Linked DNA regions of Homo sapiens: region 1 is linked to region 2. A link is an interaction called in ENCODE POLR2A ChIA-PET data of the cell type or tissue named here. Cell type or tissue: Panc1. All regions are shown on one strand. Links, peaks and the distances in the headings refer to the core of each region. The heading gives the core; the rest is flanking DNA. Region 1 overlaps RAD51B (RAD51 paralog B). Region 2 overlaps RAD51B (RAD51 paralog B).

What was found. Peaks named below come from ENCODE experiments on the same cell type or tissue, not always from the same donor. Only the 100,000 strongest peaks of a DNase experiment are listed, where the experiment ranks them.
Region 1: POLR2A ChIA-PET joins it to region 2 with 12 read pairs; 2 of 35 experiments call an interaction of 5 or more read pairs at or near these places.

The regions. Positions count from the first base shown.
Region 1 is chr14:67,977,700-67,980,628 of GRCh38, reverse strand. The region is part of intron 7 of RAD51B (RAD51 paralog B); the gene reads right to left. Among named protein-coding and RNA genes, the nearest start is that of RAD51B, 160 kb to the right of the region's middle. In Panc1, for the core only: no CTCF peak of the experiment used is centred there; no DNase peak of the experiment used is centred there; H3K27ac peaks cover 2,191 bases.
Region 2 is chr14:68,113,437-68,116,365 of GRCh38, reverse strand. The region is part of intron 7 of RAD51B (RAD51 paralog B); the gene reads right to left. It also overlaps the pseudogene LOC100420174. Among named protein-coding and RNA genes, the nearest start is that of RAD51B, 300 kb to the right of the region's middle. In Panc1, for the core only: no CTCF peak of the experiment used is centred there; no DNase peak of the experiment used is centred there; H3K27ac peaks cover 541 bases.

The sequences.
Region 1 (2,929 bases), core at 112-2,611, 140 kb after region 2:
TTTATACCTTTGTGAAAACTTAGTTGCCCATGTACATAAGAATCTGTTTCTGGACTCTCCATTCTTTCCCACTGATCTGTTTCTCTATCTTTATGCCAATACCCTGCCTTGATTGCTCTAGCTTTATAAGTCTTAAAATCAGGTAATGTTAGTCCTCTAATTTTTTCCACTTTTTTTTGTTTTTTAAGACGGAGTTTCGTTCTTGTTGCCCAGCTGGAGGGCAATGGCGCGATCTTGGCTCACTGCAACTTCTGCCTCCTGGGTCCAAGAGATTCTCCTGCCTCAGCCTTCCCATAACTGGGATTACAGGCGCCCGCCAGCACGCCCAGCTAATTTTTGTACTTTTAGTAGAGACAGGGATTTGCCATGTGGGTAAGGCTGATCTCAAACTTCTGATCTCAGGTGATCCACCTGCCTCGGCCTCCCAAAGTGCTGTTATCACAGGCATGAGCCACCATGCCTGGCCACTTCTTCCTCTTTACGATATTTTTTTTTTGGCATAAGATGCTACAGTAATAGAAATAAAATTAAGGAATTTTTATTTATAACTGCATGAACCCTAGACCTGTTTCTCTATTTCAAAGATAAAACCATTAATTCTAAAAGCTAAGCAATAAACCTTTTAAAAAGATGAAGTACAGACTTCAGTAGAATTTATTTTATCATCTCTACTATATATTAAGCATTGTGCAGGTACCATCACTCAGCTCTTTTGTTTGATAATTTATGTGACTTAAACAAACAGCCACCATTTTAAACTTGCTAATATGTATTAACAGAGTATATATTTAACATCTATCATGTACTCAGAAGTATAAAAGACTCCAGTCAAAAGATATAGAAGATAGTGTTTCCATCACACTGATATCTACTTGGGAAAAAAAGAACAGACATAATACAATTTTTTAAAAAACTTTAATAAATCAACATGAAAATAATAATAGTAGAAGCTTGGTTCAAAAGTACTGTTGAAAAATGGGGCCAGATGGGATTACTACGAAGACTCCTTAAAGAAAATTATAAATCAGATTTGGGAGAAATATTGGTGAGATTAGGGTAAATGAGATCAGTCAACAGGAAAAGGCATAATGTTATTTATGAAAGATTATCCTAGTAGCACCAAGTAGCGCAGTGTTAAAAGGGAGAATGACTAATATTAGGAAAATCAGGGAGAAAACTATTGCTATAAGCCACGCATTAGGGGTTGGGGGCCCACCACCCAGAGTGAAGACTCAGTTTAAATGTCTTGAAAACTATTAAAATGTCTTGAGATACACAAAGAATCTGAAAGCAAAAGTATTTCTTCACTTAAAATGTTCAAATCTATTAGAAATCAGAGTTTAATACTATATTTTAACTGCATTTAGATATTTTAAAACTATATACACATTACAATTGCATTTTTAAAAATTTACTTTTGTGGGGCAAAAACAACTTTCTACACTCATCTTGAACAGTAGTGAGGCCTGGGGGTTGCAGAGTTGTTTACAGTGAACTCTGAGGGGCTCCCATTGCCAAATCTGCCCACACTGTAGCTTCATGTTTAGAAAATGGCTAGCCATACTTTCTTTTCTTCTCCTTCAGTAAAATTAGTAGACTAGCTTTTAGCATATGGAAGCATTTTCACATTGCAAGTTCTGGTGGTGGGGGGAAGGAACAATTTGCAAATGCCATCAAATGAAATGTGCACTTTCAAATGAGGTTGATTATACAGTTTCATGTGGCAAAAGTTAGTCAATAAGTCTTTTCCTTTTTTCAGAAGGAAATGCTCATCTTTGCATAAAATGCAGCAGAGTGATCAAGGAAGGTGTTTTAAAAACATCATTGTAGATTTTCAGAAAAGCACTTTTATTTGAGTGTTCAAGACTGAAATTCAAATGGATTTCATTTTTATTTTAAACTCCTTTTAGAAATATTAAAGTAGGGGCAACAGGAACAAAGCAGAATAGGGTAGTGGCTAGAGAAAGCAATAGTCTTTTAAGGGCTACACTCAGACTTCTTCCTGACACTTTTTCATGTCTGCCTCTGCACCTCCTTCACACTGTCTCTTCTCCCACTTCTTTACTTCTTTTACCTTTAAACACACCAGGGAAGGGAAGCGGGATATGTATGGGAAGTGTGGGATGAGTAAAGAAGAAAACTAAAAGATGCAACAAAGCTAACATCATCACACTGGCTTTATTGAGCAGGCCCTTACAGGTCACCTAGAGGAAAAAACGCAGAGGCTGGAGGGATTAACTGAGGTGACAGTCAATTGATATTCTTTATTTTCCCAAAGAAATATATTTATAAGTCATTAACTATAAGGATAAAAGGTAAGAATCAAGAACTTTAGCCTTTTTCACTTTCTTAATTTCTCTAATTCAAATATTCCAGTACTAAAGACAGGAATCTTGGCTGAAACCCCTACATGCATAAATAAATAAAAAAAAATCTTTTTTATATAAACACCAGTAGTTTAGCCACAGGAAAGCCAAAAATGTGCAAATAATAGCCCAAATCATAGACTGATATTATAAATCATCCTAAAACACAAACTTAATGAAATCTGAGATCGCTATAAGGAAAAGTCAAATACTCCTCTTATAAAACTCTAAAACCAAACATTCTACCTATGGCTTTAGGGGGAAAATAAGGAAGAGGAACAAAAAGGCACAGAAATAGAAAAAGCCATAAAAGAAGATACAAGGGAATGCTGGTAGAAACTAACAATGTAAATACAATGATATCTTATCAAGATCACAGAACTAAATTTAAAGTGGCCGAAAGAACTGGAGCTTTATTTCCCATGGGCTCTCAGGCTTTGTTCTCCAGGGCTTGTGCAAAGTATGCCAAGAATATTATGGAACACAATTAACCACAATGTTATTTTTAGGCAGTAGGTGTACTTACATTTTGATTGATATCATTACCTGACTTTAACTTTTCT
Region 2 (2,929 bases), core at 227-2,726:
TCTTTTTTTTTTTTTTTTTAACCTTTTAAATGTACAGAGCTTTATGTATGAAACTCAGGTAAATTCAGAATATCAGCAAATAAAATCACAAAGCATGTTGGTCTTACTGTTAGTCTTGCAGTTCCCTAATAAAACCCTAAAATTCACATACCACTGACTGCATGACAACATCTCATGCTGACTCTCCAATAATTTCCACCAGTCAAATACACCACACAACAACTAAGATCACACTCAAATTTCAATTATTTACCTTGTGAATCATTTTTCTTGCTTCCACTTCCTCACTGTTGGGATTCTCTAACTCAATGGTATAAGTACCCTTGTCACTTTGGTCATCATCATTATCCTTTTCAGAAGTAGCAGAAGTTGCTTGATTTTTTAACATTTTATCCATCTCCTGGCTTGGTCTGTGCCCAAGACTCCCTGAACCTCTTAATAATGCAGTTTGTAGGAAGGGTATTGACACCGATGGCTCCTCTGATTTCTGTTTTAACAGTTTCCCATGTGGAACACCATGCCCCACTCTGTGATGCACAGAGCTAGTCTGTAAAGACAAAGAAACCACTTTGGCATCTGCTGTTGAAGACTTTGCTTTCTCAAGTTTTGTATGTGGTGTTGAATATGTAGTTCCCTGACACAAGATTCCCGCACTTTGAGTTAAAGAATATGACCTTCTTTTTCTGGGATTGTCTTCATCAAAGAATGCAATCATAAAAGCAGTTTGACTTACAACAGCTTGGTCTTGATGCTTTTCAGTAGCCTGGACCTTCTGTAGCTTTTTGTGTTCTGAATGGTGGTGTCTTTTTTTTTTTTTTTTTTTATACTTTAAGTTTTAGGGTACATGTGCACATTGTGCAGGTTAGTTACATATGTATACATGTGCCATGCTGGTGCGCTGCACCCACTAACTCGTCATCTAGCATTAGGTATATCTCCCAATGCTATCCCTCCCCCCTCCCCCCACCCCACAACAGTCCCCAGAGTGTGATGTTCCCCTTCCTGTGTCCATGTGATCTCATTGTTCAATTCCCACCTATGAGTGAGAATATGCCGTGTTTGGTTTTTTGTTCTTGTGATAGTTTACTGAGAATGATGATTTCCAATTTCATCCATGTCCCTACAAAGGACACGAACTCATCATTTTTTATGGCTGCATAGTATTCCATGGTGTATATGTGCCACATTTTCTTAATCCAGTCTATCATTGTTGGACATTTGGGTTGGTTCCAAGTCTTTGCTATTGTGAATAATGCCACAATAAACATACGTGTGCATGTGTCTTTATAGCAGCATGAGTTATAGTCATTTGGGTATATACCCAGTAATGGGATGGCTGGGTCAAATGGTATTTCTAGTTCTAGATCCCTGAGGAATCGCCACACTGACTTCCACAATGGTTGAACTAGTTTACAGTCCCACCAACAGTGTAAAAGTGTTCCTATTTCTCCACATCCTCTCCAGCACCTGTTGTTTCCTGACTTTTTAAGAAAACCTAGTTTCATACTAAAAATTACTAAGATGATTAAATGAGATGGTACATAAAATATTCTTCACAGTATCTGCTATGTATTAACACTCAATAAATAATACTTACACAAATAATATGAAATTAATTATCTCTGGCAGATGATCTCACATCCAATAAAAATGAAATATTAAAGACTTGGGAAATACTATTAATAATATCTCTATTTGTACATTAAACCCATGACAATGAAACATAAGTTGATAACTATTTAGGCCACTTTTGATAATAAGAAACTTATCACAATGAGAGTAACAAGATTAAGAAAACAAATATTCTTGCTGTAACAATTTTAGCACGTTTTATATATTATAAAATATAACAGAGAAACCATCATATGTATCTGCACAAATTTAATGACAAAATGCTGCATATATCCCTCAAAAACTTCAATTGAAAGACAATCACACAAAGATACTAAAAATGCCATTCAATGGTAAAATATCAGGTAATGGGTCAGTATAAAACAAATGATTTTCCAATAATGTAATGTGGAACCATTTCAATTATGTGACAGAAAATAATCCAACTTCACCTTAATATATTCAAATATAAAACAAAAATATATATAATCTAGTACCAATCACATTGTTCAGTGAGGCTGAAGGGTTGGCTGTGGCTCAGGACTAGAAGGCTGTCACTAGCAATGATCACAAGCATTTAGAATAAAATAAGAAAACAAGCCTGATACCACAACTCCTAGGGCACAGTTGAGTTCACACAGGAGAAAAACCATATATATGTATTCAGTGTGGAAAACTCTCACCAAAAGATTAAGTCTTCTTTCATCCCAGAAAATATTCATACTAGAGAGAAACTCTTTGTTTGTACTGAATGTTGGTGGGCCTTCAGACAGAAATCAGAGTTGCCTACTCATCAGAAGATTCATACTTCAGAGAAACCTCATGAATGCGGCATCTGTGAGAAGTCTTTTGCTAAGAAATCACATCTTCAACTACGTTACTAAATTCATACAGGAGAGAAACCTATATGTGAACTAACTGTGAGGAAGCCTTCAAATGTCAAATATGAAGAAACCCAGCATGCTCATACTTAAGATAAAGCCTATCAATGCAGTGACTGTGATAAGGGCTCCATTCAGTCACCCTGGTATCCAGATAATCAGTTCTCAGTATGCATCAGAGCATTCATATATGGAAAAAAAAACTTATTTGTTTCCTGAAAGTCATAAAGCCTTCTCACAGTAATCAGCTCTAATCATAAAGCAGAGAATTCATGTTGCACAGATCATATGAATATGTTGTATATGGGAAAGCCTTCAACCAGAAGTCGTACTGTGAGAACTCATTCCCAAGAGAATTTGTAGGAATGCCTGGTATGAGGGAACCTTTCCTTATTTGCACCAGCCTCATTAAGTATCACATTTACATTGAGAGTTTA